2 separate regions of the Homo sapiens genome follow, and region 1 is linked to region 2. A link is a contact called in ENCODE Hi-C data. All regions are on one chromosome and are shown on one strand. The core of a region is the stretch at or near the end of the contact, and the rest is flanking DNA. Distances in the headings are between cores, read along the strand shown.

Region 1 (7,880 bases), core at 2,119-4,618, 3.6 Mb after region 2:
CTGCTGTTCAGCAGGGCCTTACGAAAGCTGTAGCCCAGAGCTACTCCAAGGAATGTGCCTTCCATCCACCTAGGGGGTCTTGTGAAAACGCAGATACTGACGCCATAGCGCTAGGTGGTGCCTGGGAATCTGCATTCCTGACGAGTTTCCAGGTGATGCTGTGCTGCTGGTCAATGCCAGGTTCCTAGACCCACACTTCAGCTGCCTCCTCCCCCTAGATGTCTCCAAGAGGCAATCTTGACAAGTCCAAAAATAAATGCTTTATCTTGGCCAGGCACGGTGGCTCACTCCTGTAATCCCAATACTTTGGGAGGCCGAGGCGGGTGGATCACAAGGTCAAGAGATCGAGACCATCCTGGCCAACATGGTGAAACCCTGTCTCTACTAAAAATACAAAAATTAGCTGGGCGTGGTGGCGTGTGCCTGTAGTCCCAGCTATTCGGGAGGCTGAGGCAGGAGAATCGCTTAAACCCGGGAGGCAGAGGTTGCAGCAAGCCGAGATTGCGCCTCTGCACTCTAGCCTGGCGACAGAGCAGGACTCCGTCTCAAAAAAAAAAAAGTAAAGAAAAAATGCTTTATCTTCACCCCTCTTCCTAAACCAGTCACCCTTCAGGGTCCCCCAGCTCAGCAGGGGTATCCTTGTCCTCAGCCCAGGCATGTCCTGCCTCCACATGCTGACAGAAATCCAGGATGTCCACGAGCCAGTCCTCTGCCTCTCCACCATGGGCCCGGCCCGAAACCAGCTCTCCAGAGACTCTGTGTCTGGAGTTGCCCCCTGCCAGCCCCCACCGTCCCCACACCATCCAGCTCCCTCTGCTACCTGCCCCACCTCTCTCTATGCCCTGGTGGCCTCCTTCCAGAGGCCTCTGCCAGGTCTTTTTAAGACAGGTGAGAAGGCTGGGTGCGGTGGCTCATGCCTGTAACCCCAGCACTTTGGGAGCCCGAGGCGGGTACATCACCTGAGGTCAGGAGTTCGAGACCAGCCTGGCCAATGTAGTAAAACCCTATCTCTACTAAAAATACAAAAATTAGCCGGGTATAGTGGCCCACACCTGTAATCCCAGCTACTGAGGAGGCTGAGACATGAGAATCACTTGAACCTGGGAGGCGGAGGTTGCAGTGACCCGAGATCTCGCCATTACACTCCAGCTTGGGTGACAGAGTGAGACTTCATCTCAAAAAAAAAAAAAAAAAAATAGTGTCAGTCACTCAGCGGCGCCTTCCTCAGGTCACACGGAGAGCAGGCGCTATGGAAAAAGGACAGGAGGGCTCTTGACTGCGGGGGTGAGAGGCCTCACCAAGGACATCAAATGAACAGTCCAAAGAGCCCTTGGCTGCCTGAGCTCCCATCCTCAGGCCAGAGGACCAGCTAGTGGTATAGACGTGTGCATGCGCGAGCCAGACGCTTCAGCCTGCTCCATGTTGCCTTCTCCACCGGCGTAGGGCCTGGCTCACCACAGGTGTTCATTGCTCCAAGGGTTGGGGGAAGATGTAGCCGGGGGCCACTCTCAGCCTTCCTCCCTGCTCTGCCCCGCAGCAGCTGGGCTCCTCTGCCCACTGGGTGAAGCTGGAGAATGCAGGCTCCCCGCTGGAAGAAGTAGGGGGTGTCTTCCCTGGCATCCCAGCCGCTGTGCCCGTTGCTGGCAGGAGTTGCCTCCCTCCGTGGGCTGCTCACCAGGATTCCAGCTTTCGAGGTAACACAGCTCCCTGTCTCGCCCCTTCAGCCTTAGCCTGGGAACTGCCCCTCGCTGGTTCCTGGGTGCCTCAGCGTCCCTAACCCTGCCTGCACCTCTGCGATGCTCACACCTGGCCTGTGCCTCCTCCCAGCTGCACTGAGTTACACCACGTACTCCCCTCGCCCTTCAACCCAGGGGTGGTGATAGCTCCCCTGGTTACTGGTTACTGGTTCCTGGGTTCCCGGGTGCCTCTGCATCCCTTGCTAATTACCTAGCCTGGAGCCCCGCCCACCCTTCATAGCTAGCGCTTCTTTCCTTCTCTCCAGAATTCTCTTCTCTCTGAGGGGTCTCTGCGAGGACCTACCTCAATGACCATCCCCCACCTCCAAGTAAAACCAGCAACTGTTGGTGCCAGCCCCAAATGGGCCCAGTGAGAGTCCAACAGAGATCTAACCCCGTGCTGGGGACAGCGGTATTAATTCAGAATTTTTTTTTTTTTTTTTTTTTTTGAGACGGAGTCTCGCTCTGTCGCCCAGGCTGGAGGGCAGTGGCGCGATCTCGGCTCACTGCAAGCTCCACCTCCCGGGTTCACGCCATTCTCCCGCCTCAGCCTCCCGAGTAGCTGGGACTACAGGCGCCGCCACCACGCCCGGCTAATTTTTTGTATTTTTATTAGAGACGGGGTTTCACCGTGTTAGCCAGGATGGTCTCGATCTCCTGACCTGGTGATCCGCCTGCCTCGGCCTCCCAAAGTGCTGGGATTACAGGCATGAGCCACCGGGCCCGGCCTAATTCAGAAAATTTAAGGCAAATCCTGTCATTGGGAGCAGTGTGAAGCTCAACCAAGAGGGCAACAATTGGATTCTTACAAACAGCTCTGGGGCTGCCTGGCAATGCACATCTCCACGTTGCCCCACTTACAGCGCCTGCCTTAGAACGCGCTGTCTTCCGGTCTCTTACACTGCAGTGTGAATGGCGCTCCCCAGAGTTGTGCAGCATGAGAACCTGGTGAGCTGAGCTGTCATTTGTGACTGACAGGCTGCTCTAAAGCTAGCTAGACTTTGCTAGAAGCTCCCCCAGAGCACAATAAGAAAAAAGAGATCAGAGAATCTTGGAAAAGGGCTTGGCCTCATTCATTCATTCATCCATTCATGCATTCAGCAATTCATTATTGAGGACCTGCTTCCAACAGGTCCAGGGGGAGTGCTAGAAAACATGTGAGAAGAAGCAAAAGACCTACAGCTCAATAACAAAAAACCAAATAACCCAATTAAAAAATGGGCAAAGGTCTGTCAGAATTCGATAGAAATAAACATGGGCAAAGGGGCCAGGCGCGGTGGCTCATGCCAGTAATCCCAACACTTTGGGAGGCCGAGGCAGGCAGATCACAAGGTCAGGAGTTCAAGACAAGCCTGGCCAACATAGTGAAACACCACCTCTACTAAAAATACAAAAAATTAGCTCGGCGTAATGGTGAACGCCTGTAATACCAGCTACTCGGGAGGCTGAGCCAGGAGAATTGCTTGAACCGGGGAGGCAGAGGTTGCAGTGAGCTGAGATCGCGCCACTGCACTCCAGCCTGTGTGACAGAGCGAGATTCTGTCTAAAAAAAAAAAAAAAAAAAGTCACTAATCGTCAAGGAAATGCAAATGAAAACCACAATGAGATACCACCTGACACCTGTGAGGTGTGGCCATCATCAAAAACAAAAGAAAACAAAGGTTGGTGAGTGTGTGGAGAACAGGGGAACCCTGGTACGTTGTTGGTGAGAATGGAAATTGGTGGATAGCCACTGTGGAAAACAGCAGGGAGCTTCCTCAAAAAATGAAAAACAGAACTACCATATATGATCCAGCAATCGCACTTCTGGGAACATATCCAAAGGAATTGAAATCAGGATCTAGAGAAGAGATCTGCACTGTCATGTTCACTGCAGGACTGTCCACAACTGTCAAGATACAGAATCGGCCCAATTGTCCCTCAGCAGATGAATGGATAAAGAAAATGTGATATATACACACAATGGAACACCATTCCAAAGTGGTGTCCTTTACGCCTTTACAAAGAAGGGAATCCTGCTCTTTGCAGCATCGTGGAGGAACTGGAGGGCATGTGTGCTAAGTGAAATAAACCAGGCACAGGAGGACAGATACTGCATAATACCACTTCTATGAGGAATCTAAAATAATCAAACTCATAGAAACAGAAAGTGGAATGGTGGTTGCCAAGGGCTGAAGGGAGGGGGAAGTGGGGAGGTATTGGTCAAAGGGAACGAAGTTTCAGGTATGCAAGATGGAAAAACCCTTGAGAAGTACCATACGCATAATGACCATAGTTAACAATATTACAGTATATACTTAAGATTTGCTAAGCATGGAGATGTTATTATCACACACAATCGTAATAACAAATAACTGGGGCGGGAGGAAACTTTTGAAGGAGATGGAAAGGTTTATGGCATAGACTATGATGTTATCCCCAGGAGCAATTTGGGGAGGTTCAGACTCTTGGAGCCAGACGCTGCATGACCCCTAAACTGAAATTTCTAATCTTGTAGCTAATTTGTTAGTCCTGCAAAGGCAGTCTGGTCCCCAGGCAAGAAGGAGGTCTTTTCAGGAAAGGGCTGTTACCAATTTTGTTTCAGAGTCAAGCCATGAACTGAATTCCTTCCCAAAGTTAGTTTGACTTACGTTCAGGAATGAACAAGGACAACTTAAAGGTTAGAAGCAAGATAGAGTCGGTTAGGTCTGATTTCTTTCACTGCCATCATTTCTCCTGTTAAAATTTTGCAAAGGCAGTTTCAGTATGGTTTCACGGGTGTATGCTCATCCCCACACTCACCGAGTTGTATGTGTTAAATATGTACGGCTTCTTGTATGTAACCACCCAACAGGTTCACCACGCCCACTGCCTAGACAGGGCCAATTGATCAAGATAGGGCCAATTGATCAAGACAGGGGAAATGCAATGGAGAAAGAGTAATTTACACAGAGCCAGCTGTGCGGGAGCCCAGAGTTTCATTTTTATTCAAATCAGTCTCCCTGAATATTTGGGAATCAGAGTTTTTAAAGATAATTTGGCGAGTGGGGGCTTGGGAAGTGGGGAGGGCTGATTGGTGGGGCTGGAGATGGAATCACAGGGGGTTGAAGTGAGGTTTTCTTGCTGTTTTCTGTCCCTGGGTGGGATGGCAGAACTGGTTGAGCCAGATTACCTGTCTGGGTGGTGTCAGCTGATCCATGAGTGCAGGGTCTGCAACATATCTCAAGCACTGATCTTAGGTTTTACGATAGTGATGTTATGCCCAGGAGCAATCTGGGGAAGGTTCATACTCTTGGAGCCAGAGGCTGCATGATCCCTAAACTGAAATTTTTTTTTTTTTTTTTTTTTTGTGAGACGGAGATTTACTCTTGTTTCCCAGGCTGGAGTGCAATGGCACAATCTCGGCTCACCACATCCTCCACCTCCCAGGTTCAAGCGATTCTCCTGCCTCAGCCTCCCGAGTAGCTGGGATTAAAGGCATGTGCCACCATGCCCGGCTAATTTTGTATTTTTAGTAAAGGCGGGGTTTCACCGTGTTGCCCAGGCTGATCTCGAACTCCTGACCTTCCTGACCTCAGGTGATCCGCCCGCCTCGACCTCCCAAAGTGCTGGGATTACAGGCATGAGCCACTGTGCCTGGCCCTAAACTGTAATTTCTAACCTTGTAGCTAATTTGTTAGTCCTGCAAAGGCAGTCTGGTCCCCAGGCAAGAAGGGGGTCTTTCTGGGAAAGGGCTCTTATCAATTTTGTTTCAGAGTCAAACCATGAACTGAATTCCTTCCTAAAGTTAGTTCGGCCTACACCCAGGAATGAGCAAGGACAGCTTAAAGGTTAGAAGCAAGATTGATTTGGTTAGGTCTGATTTCTTTCACTGCCGTCATTTTTCCTGTTATAATTTTGCAAAGGCTGTTTCAGCATGGTTTCACGGCTGTATACTCATCTCCGTAATCATCAAGTTGTAAGCGTTAAATATGCATGGCTTCCTCTGTGTTAATTAGACCACAATAAAGTGGTTTAGAGAAAGAAGAAACAGCAGCAAGAGACATGGCCCTTGTCCTCCAGGGGCTCAGCACCCAAGCATGCTGGCAAGGAGTCAGTCACATACTGCATGGCAAATGCCATGACAGGACACTAAGGCAGGCACAGATGGTGGGCAGTGAACCCAGGCCTATGGGCATCACGGGAGACTTCCTGGAGGAGGTGGTATTGTTGAGAATGAAGAATGAAAATGTTTGCTGAGTCACCAGAGGGGAAAAGGGAGTGTGCAAAGACTTGGCAACAGACCAGAGCCGGATATAGGCTGGGAACGGCCAGTGGGAAGTGTGATGGGCTTGGGGGTGTACGGTTGTCAGGGTTGAATTGTATCCCCCAGAAAAGAGACATTGAAGTCCTAAACTGCAGTTCCTCAGAATGCGACTTTATTTGGGAATAGGGTTTTTACAGAGGTGATCAAATTAAAGTGAGATCATTAGGGTGAGCACAAGTTTAATATGACTGATACCCATTTGAGAAGGAGAAATTTATTTATTTATTTATTTTTATTTTTATTTTTATTTTTTTGGAGTCTTGCTCTGTCGCCCAGGCTGGAGTGCAGTGGCATGATCTCAGCTCACTGCAACCTCTGCCTCCCAGGTTCAAGTGATTCTCCTGCTTCAGTCTCCCGAGTAGCTGCAATTACATGCGTGTACCATCATGGCGGGCTAATTATTTTTTTGTATTTTTAGTAGAGACGGGGTTTCACCATGTTAGCCAGGCAGTCTCGAACTCCTGGCCTCAGGTGATCCACCTGCCTTGGCCTTCCAAAGTGCTGGGATTACAGGCGTGAGCCATCATGCACAGCTGGAAGGAGAAATTTGGACACAGAGATATGCATAGAGGGAAGTCAGAGTGAAAGGACAGAGACAGGAAGAGGCCACATGAGGATGAAGACAGAGCCTGGAGTGGTACAGCTGCAAGCCAAAGATGGCCAGTGAACACCAGAAGCCAGGAGGGAGGACGTGGCAGCTTCCCCTTCGCAGCCCTCAGAAAGACACCAAGACTGCGATTTCCAGCTGCCAGACTGTGAGAGGATGAAGGTGAATCTCTTATTTTAAGGCATCTTCTTTTGGATACTTTGTTACTAAGTACTTAGTTACAGAATATATCAGTTGTAGCAACTTATCGCAAACTGGGTGGCCTAAAACAATAGAAACTTGTTCTCTAGCAGTTTGGAGAAGCCTAAAATCAAGTTGTAGACAGAGCTGTGCTTCCTCTGAAAGCACGGGGGAGGACACATGCCCTGCCCCTGCAGCTTCCGGTGGCTCTGGGTGCTCCTTAGCTTGTGGCTACAGCGCTAGCCTCCACCTCCATCTTCGCATGGCCTCGTCACCTGTCTGTTCTCTCCCTTCTTATAAGGACACATGCCACTGGACTTAATAGCCAAAAAGTGGAAGCAAACCAGGGCTCACCTGGATGATCCGGGATGACTTTGTCTTGAGATCCTTTATCACAGCTGCAATCTTTGCAGTTCCAGTCTCGTCTCGTCTCGTCTCGTCTCGTCTCGTCCCGTCTCGTCTCGTCTCGTCCCGTCCCGTCCCGTCTCCTCCCCTCTCCTCTCCTCCCCTCCCCTCCCCTCCCCTCCCTTCCCCTCCCTTCCCCTCCCTTCCCCTCCCTTCCCCTCTCTTCCCTTCCCCTCCTCTCTTTCTGGGTCTGGCTCTGCCACCCAGGCTACAGTATAGTGGCACAGTCATGACTCACTGCAGCCTCAATCTCCCATGCTCAAGTAATCTTCCTGCCTCAATCTCACGAGTAGCTGGGACTACAGGCGTGCACTACCATGTCCAGCTAATTTTTAAAAATGTTTTGTAGAGATGGGGTCTCACTGTGTTGCCCAGTCTCATCTTGAACTCCTGGGCTCAAGTGATCCTCCCACCTCAGCCTCCTTAAGTTTTGAGATTACAGGCATGAGCCACCACACCAGGCCCCAAAGACTGTTTTTCCAAATAAGGTCACATTCACGGGTTCCGCGTGGATGTATGTCTGGGGGCCATCATGCAGCACACTGTGAGAGGAAGGTGGAGGTGAGACCAGCCAAAACCTAATGAATCATATTTAGGAGTCTGGGATTTGTCCTGAGAGGTATGTGCAATTGTAAAAAAAAAAAAGGTTGCAATTATTTTACTGATT
Region 2 (7,779 bases), core at 1-2,500:
TTTTATTTTCCTTCCTTCCTTCCTTCCTTCCTTCCTTCCTTCCTTCCTTCCTTCCTTCCTTCCTTCCTCCCTCCCTCCCTCCCTCCCTCCCTTTCTTTCCAGATTCTGGACCTATTCCAGACTTACTAAAGGAAATTCTCTAAAGGTGAGGCAGTTTTTTAAAGACAGCAGCTCTCTCTGTCGTCCATGCTGGAGTGCAGTGGCCCGATCATAGCTCACTGCAGCCTCGACTTCTTGGGCTCAAGTGATCCTCCCCCTTCAGCCTCAATGAGTAGCTGGGACTACCGATGTGCACTACCACGCCCGGCAAACTAAAAAAATAATTATTTTTGGTAAAGACAGGGGTCTTGCGATGTTGCCCAGGCTGTTCTCAAACTCCTGGCCTCAAGTGATCCTCCTGCCTCAGCCTCCTAATGTGTTTGGATTACAGGCATGAGCCACTGAGCCCGGCCTAGCTACCCTGTCTGAGTTGTGCCCACTACACAAAGGTGTCAGCTACATGTGATGTCTGTGCATTTCTGGCCTGGACCGCACATTAAGTGCTCCGTAAACATCAGTCTCTATTATCAACAGTCTCTATTATCAATCAGTCTCTATTATCATCAGTCTCTATTATCATGAGTCTCTATTAAACAACAGTCTCTATTATCACAGTCTCTATTATGTGTTTTGGCTGAAAGAAAGTTCTCTAAAACCAGGAAATCAGGAATCAGCAGTTTTAAGTTCTCCAGGTTATATTTTAACATTGTGTTCATATGCAAAACAAAGGTTGTGAATCAGCACGAATGCTGGCAAGCCCTGGAAGGTTTGTGATCACGGACTTTCACGAGACCCCAAGGCAAGGAGAGACAGAAGCCCAGGACAACAGCATGGGCGCCGCTTTTTAGTCGGGCGCCGCTTTTTGGTCAGGCGCCACCTGGACTACATTTCCCATATCCAATTGCCGGGCTCCTGCAGGATTGGCCAGAACAACGCGGAAGTGATTACGGGTCGCCCAGCAACGGGCGGAGTCCTGGCCCGAAACTGGATGCGCACGCCCCTTCCCTGCGGCGGGGAGGCTGACAAGGCTCCGCTCTATCTCTAGCGCCTCGGAGCGCTCTCCGGCTTTGCTGTCTAGCCCGGCGGCAGCGCGATCTCTTAGGCACTTTCACCGCCTTCCTCTCCAGGCCCTGCCCCTTTGACGCCGGCCGTCGCGATATTGCGGAGACTGGATTTCAGCTTCGTGGTCGGCGGAGCGGCCCCTGGAGGGCGCAGTGCGCAGGCGTGAGCGGTCGGGCCCCGACGCGCGCGGGTCTCGTTTGGAGCGGGAGTGAGTTCCTGAGCGAGTGGACCCGGCAGCGGGCGATAGGGGGGCCAGGTGCCTCCACAGTCAGCCATGGCAGCGCTGCGCTACGCGGGGCTGGACGACACGGACAGTGAGGACGAGCTGCCTCCGGGCTGGGAGGAGAGAACCACCAAGGACGGCTGGGTTTACTACGCCAAGTAAGGGGGCCGCAGTGGGGCCGCGGACGCACCTGGGACCCTGCACAGCCCACGGACGCCACCTGCGCGGGGAGGACGCGCACTCCAGCGCAGCGCGTGCGGTGCAAAGTGAAAGTAACTGTTAAGGAGCTTCAGGGAAAAGGGTCCAGGGTTCCCAGTAGGGGCCGGCCCCCTTGGTGGGCCTCGGGTCCAGCGGGGGTCACCTGGTGGCTTCCCGGCGCGCCCTCTGCTGTTCAGGATGCAGCACTGCGCGGCGCGGCGAGGGCAAAGCGGCCTCATCCCCGCCAAAAAATAAAGATGTTTTAAAAAGCGCACATGCTCAGCTCCCTCCTGCAGGCTCTGGGTTGCAGGGATAGGAGTTTTGTTGTGTTTTGTTTTGTTTTGTCCAGACCGGTATTGCTCAGTCATCCAGGCTGGAGTGCAGGGGTGCCATCATAGCCCACTGTAGCCTCTACCTACTGGGTTCAGACAATCCTCTCATCTCAGCCTCTTGAGTGGCTGGGACTACAAGCGTGCACTACTATGCCCGACTAATTTTTTAAGTATTTGTAGAGACTAGGGTCGCACCATGTTGCCCAGGCTGGTCTCGAACTACTGGGCTCAAGCAGGCCACCTGCCTCAGCCTCCAGAATTGAGATTACAGGCGTGAGCCACTGCGCCTAGCCAGGAGTATTTTTTAGTAGCAGTCCTAGATAGCTTCACTATCATTTCCTGGGAAAGTTTTGGAAACCCCAGCAGAGCCTTCATCTTTAACTGTGTGACCTTGGGCCATTGAAATAACGTTTAATCTTGGTTTTTTCACCTGTAAAATGGGTTGATACGAGGGTCAGTTCAGGCACTGTGCGTAAAGCACATAGCACCGTGTCTAGTAGGTACTCTCTGTTCCTTAACTGTCGTTCCTTGATTGCTCTTAAGATACGACAGTGCCTCTTATATCGGCACCTTAGAATCACCTAGGAAATGTCCTAAATACACGTTTTGGGTCTCCATAGAGAACCTACTGTAGCCGACTCTCAACTTTGGGAGTCTCTTTTTTTAAGCTTTCCAGGTGAGGTGGAATATCACCTGGTTTTGAGAAACATGGATGTAAATCTGATTTTCAGCATCTGGGAAACTTTTTTTGTAAGAGCCTTTTTCTGGGCCCCACTTCCAGAGGGTTTTTCTTTTTTTTTTTTCTTTTGAGACGGAGTCTTGCTCTGTCGCCCAGGCTGGAGTGCAGCGGCGCGATCTCGGCTCACTGCAGCCTCCGCCTCCCGGGTTCACGCCATTCTCCTGCCTCAGCCTCCCGAGTAGCTGGGACTACAGGCGCCCGCCACCACGCCCGGCTAAGTTTTTGTGTTTTTAGTAGAGACGGGGTTTCACCGTGTTAGCCAGGATGGTCTCGATCTCCTGACCTCGTGATCCTCCCGCCTCGGCCTCTCAAAGTGCTGGGATTACAGGCGTGAGCTACCGCTCCCGGCCTTTTTTTTTTTTTTTTTAAAGACAGGGTCTCGCTCCGTCGCCCAAACTGGAGTGCCGTGGTGCGATCTCGGTTCACTGCAACCTCTGCATGCCGAGTTCAAGCGATTCTCGTGTCTCAGCCTCCCGAATAGCTGGGATTACAGGCGCCCGCCACCAGGCCTGGCTAATTTCGCGCTGTTGGCCCGGCTGGTCTCCAACTCCTGGCCTCAAGTGATCCGCCCACCTCGGCCCCCCAAAGTGTTGGCATTACAGACAGGAGCCACTGCGTCAGCCCAGAATTTCTGATTTAATTGGTTTGGCCCCTCCCCTCTCCCTTGGTAGGTTGTAAAATCTTCCCTCCCAGGTGATTCTAATCTATGCAAGGATGTGAACCACTGCTGCCTTTGGTGGCAAGGTAGAGGAAAAACAACCAAGTTCTGATGAGTTCATTCAAGACACACACAGGTATTATGTGACAGGCCTTTGGCTGGCACTGGTTATACCGAGGCAAATAAGAGCCAGTTGTCATCCTTAGGACCCAATCTTATTAGGGCACAGTGACATGTGTAGGAGCGTCCCCACGCAGTGTGTATACCAGGAAGTAGTGTGTCTGGCATGAGGTGTGTGTAGGTAGTTGGGGGGGTCGTGAGGGAATATGGTGGCACCCTCACAGTAACCTTCACTTCCTGGGCTCAAGCGATCCTCCCGCATCAGCCTGTTGAGTACCCGGGACCACAGGTGTGTGCCTCCACACCCAGCTAATTATTACATGTTTTGTAGAAATGGGGTCTCACCATGTTGCCCAGGCTGGTTTGAACTCCTGAACTCAAGCCAGCCTCCCTCCCGAAGCACTGGAATCACAGGCCTGAGGCACTGTGCCAAGCCCAGAGCGGTGTTTTGAGCTCAAGTAGAGGTGGGTGGGGCAGGAGGGCAGTCTAGGTAGAGGGAACAGTGAGAGGAGAGACCCCCTGCATGGCCTGTCCAGGGGCCTGTGATCTTTGTGAGGGTCCAGGAATGTGAAGGTTAAGGCAGGGAAGGGAGGACCCATTTCAAGGATTTCTGTGCCTTGCCGAGAAGCTTGGGCTCTGTTGGCAGAGCCAGAGAGTGGCATTCATTCAGCTTGTGAATTCTGGAAGAATTTCTGGCTCTGGAGAATTAAAGGGACATTTCCAGCAGCAGAGCTCCAGTAGCCTTTGCAGGGACGGAGGCAAGCTCCTGAGCGGGCACTTGCTGTTCCTCTCACCTGTACATCTGTTGGGGAAAGGCTCCTTCTCATCCTTCAGAGCTGAGCTTACATGTCACTGCCCAAGAGACCTTCTTAACTGTGGGTGTCCCCTCGACCTTGTACTAGTCACCTTGTTTCTCTGCTTCTTCGTGCTTAGCCTTGGCTGTGTACTCCTCCTTGTTGGCCCTGTCTCCCTTGCCCAGGTTGCAGATGTCATGGGGCAGCTTGTTCATCTGAGTGTCCCCAGTGCTTGGCACCCAGAAGCCATAAGATGAGCCCCTGTGGGATGAGTAAATGAATCACCTTGGGAGGGTCAGCCGCAGGCTTCTGTGGGTGGGTGGGTGGTGCACTGGGCCCCAGAGTACAAAGATGCACATGACCCGCTTCCGGCTTCCTAAGCCCACCTCTGCCTCTGGCTCTGTGGGGCGTCTCCTCCTTTGCCACTCAGCCCCAGAGGTGCTTCTGCTTCCCTGCAGGCTTGCCCTGGAGCCTGGCGCTAGGGCCCTGGGGCTCCCTTGCTCCTGCGTGCCCCCTGCGCCTGCCTTCCTGCTGCCTGGCCTTTCTCCCATCTGCTTTCTTCCTGAGTGGCCCCTGGCCAGGGGACTCGGGTGCATACATGGTTTCCAAACGCCTTTCCTCCAGCCCTCCCGACTAGTGTCTTAAATCTCAAGCTGGCCTCTCTGGCTCCGCTGTTTTTTTTTTTTTTTTTTTTTTAATTTAATTTAACTTTAAATTCCGGGATACATGTGCAGGATGTGCAGGTTTGTTACATAAGTAAACCTGTGCCATGGTGACTTGCTGCACTTGTCAACCCATCACCTAGTTGTTCAGCCCCCCGTGCATTAGCTATTTATTGTATACACCAGCTGAGATGCCAGGGCTTGGCTGGCTCTCAGCTGGAGGGCTCACTCTCTGGACCTTGTGTCCGTCCCTGCTGGCCCTCAGTTCTCTGGATCAGGGTTGAAAGGCTGAAATTCTTTGGGTGTTAGCTTAGGATGCCTCTGATCCATCCTAACCCGACATTCCCTTGATCTCTCCTGATCTGTGAGCATCCTGGCCCTTCTTTTCTTTTCAGTTTTAATTTTTGCGCTGGCTCCAACCCCTTTTCATTCCTGACTCTGGAAGTGACACTTGTTTTTCTCTTGGGGTTTGGGAAACTTTGTGGTTGTTCTTTCTAGGAGGCTGCTCTTTGAGTCATTTCTTTTCCATATTGTTTCTCCTACTGTAGCAGGGCCATGGCCAGGGATAGAGGCTGTAGCTCCCACTGAGACCTCGGGGTCTGGTGGAACCCGGTCTTGTGTGGGTGCTGTCGGCCTCTCCTGCTTTCCCACCTGCCTCACGGTTCACTTGTGTGCCTCAAAGGCACACATGTCCTAGCACTCCAAAGCCCACCAGGGTGGGCTCCCAGGGGTGAGGTCGAGGTAGACCGGGAACCCAAGAGAGCTGGTGGGCCTTTCTTCTACCCCTCTCCCCTCACAGTCTCAGAGCAGCCCCTTCATGGGAGATGGGAAGTGAGGGACAAGGTCTCAGTGTCAGAGCCGTCCTTGTTTGCCCTTCCCCGTGCCTCTTATGAAGCTCAGGCCTTTTGGCAGTCAGAGGCCTCAATGGTGCCTGTGTCCACAGGGCTGGCTGTCCTCACCGTGAAGTCTAGATCTCCCTGCTAACTTACACTGTGCTCAAAACACACACACACACACACACACACACACACACACACACACTGGCTGTCCTCACTGTCAACTCTAGATCTCCCTGCTAACTTACACTGTGCTCAAAAAACACACGCACGCACGCACGCATGCACGCACATACACACACACACACACACCCATAGGCTGGCCATGGTGGGAGGCCAAGGTGGGAGGATCGCCTGAGCCCAGGAGCTCGAGGCTGCAGTGGGCTATGATTGCATCACTGTACTCTAGCCTGGGCCACAGAATGAGACCTTGTCTAAAAAAAAATTAACAGAAAACACCCCATACGTGGAAGTGTGGTATTCACATAATATGATGTTCACTTAAATTTGAATCCTTTGGTTTAAGTTTAGATTACTCTTAATTATCTTTTTAAATGACAAGCTCGTTGAAAGAATAAAAAATCAAAGACGGCTTCTATTTAAAGGAGAATAGGAGAATGCTTAGGGGACATGTGTTCTAATTTTCTCTTCATTAAAAAGTCATTTAAGGTTATAATTAAAAAGAACATCTTTTAATTAATTTTTATATTTATTAAAAAAAAGTCTTCTATTGAAAGGTACAGTTCTTAGTTCTTCCCGTGTTAACTCACTCGGTTCTCTATAACCCCAAGAAGTAAGTGCTGTTATTGTCCCCATCTAAACTGTTGAGGAAACTGAGGCATGGGATTAAATGACTTCTTCAAGGGCAGAGTGGCTGGCAAATGGGAGACCCAGAAAACCTTGGCAGTTGGGCTTCAGAATCTTCACGACCAAATTACTCTCTCTGCTTCAGCTGGTTCCGGATTCTTCCCCAGGGATGGTTGTGTCCTGCAGGGGACGGCTGGCAATGTCTGGAGATGCTTTCTGTTGCCACAGCTATGGGACTGGGGTATTGGCATCTGATGGGCAGAGGCCAGTGGTGCCCAAGGCAGCCCCGCAACAAAGAATGATGCAGGCCGGGTGCAGTGGTTCACGCCTGTAATCCCAGCACTTTGGGAGGCCGAGGCAGGTGGATCAGTTGAGGTCAGGAGTTCGAGACCTGCCTGGCCAACATGGTGAAACCCCATCTCTACTAAAAATACAAAAATTATCCCGGCATGGTGGCAGGTGCCTGTAATCCTAGCTACTCAGGCTGAGGCGGGAGAATTGCTTGAACCTGGGAGGCAGAGGTTGCAGTGAGCTGAGATTGCACCACTGTACTGCAGCCTGGGTGACAGAGTGAGACTCTGTCTCAAAAAAAAAAAAAAGAATGATCCAGCCCCAAGTGCCACCAGCAGTGAGAATAAGAAACCCTGATTCAGGCATGTTCTGTGAAAGTCAAGAACGTAGGTTGACAGAGTTTGTTTTGTTTTTTAAATGTCTTTCTGAATAAATAAAAACTGTTCTGAGTGAGTTTTGTAGTTCCTTTGGAAAGTATTCATTCTGTTTGTTTACATTTGTGCGCCTGCTGTGGGCCAGGCATGAGGCTACATGTCTGAGGGCCCAGCTTCACCTTCTAAGGGCTGGGAGGCTCTTTCTATGCCAGCCTGCCTGCCAACAAGGCTCAGCTTCCACTGTTAAGGGTCATTTTGTGGATTTTTTTATTTTTTATTTTTAGGTTGAGTCTTGCTTTTTCGCCCAGGCTGGACTGCAGTGGCGTGATTTTGGCTCACTGCAACCTCCACCTCCCAGGTTCAGGAAATTCTCATGCCTCAGCCACTCAAGTAGCTGGGATTACAGGCATGTGCCACCATGTCTGTCTAATTTTTGTATTTTTAGTAGAGATGGGGTTTTGCCATGTTGCCTAGGCTGGTCTCGATCTCCTGGGCTCTAGCGATCCTCCCGCCTCGGCCTCCCAAAGTGCTGGGATTACAGGCGTGAGCCACCGTACCCCGCCACTCCATGGATTCTTGAGGGCAGAGTTTTTTGGAGCCAGGCTTCAAGCACATTTGATGTGTGCCTATGAGATAAAGACTGC

Evidence for each region. Hi-C counts contacts between places; a loop is a spot of excess contacts on that map. Pooled maps may share reads with other maps.
Region 1: a map with no recorded cell type shows a loop between it and region 2 (16-fold over the local background). The contact joins the enhancer-like site here to the promoter of WWOX in region 2. A Hi-C loop is called at or near these places in 1 of 37 single-sample maps with no recorded cell type and 2 of 50 pooled maps.

Annotation. Positions count from the first base shown.
Region 1 is chr16:81,712,128-81,720,007 of GRCh38, forward strand. No RefSeq gene overlaps it. Among named protein-coding and RNA genes, the nearest start is that of PLCG2, 63 kb to the right of the region's middle. RefSeq lists enhancers at 1-94, 777-1,458, 1,459-2,139, 5,561-5,640, 5,661-5,860 and 2 more and a silencer at 5,013-5,236. Within about 2 kb of position 3,369, at least 5 of the 41 ENCODE cell types and tissues checked have a DNase peak (open chromatin) inside an H3K27ac peak, as active enhancers do.
Region 2 is chr16:78,098,404-78,106,182 of GRCh38, forward strand. WWOX (WW domain containing oxidoreductase) reads left to right here and starts at 1,251. Exons shown (of 9, transcript NM_016373.4): 1 at 1,251-1,482. The coding sequence starts at 1,376. RefSeq lists an enhancer at 1,485-1,984.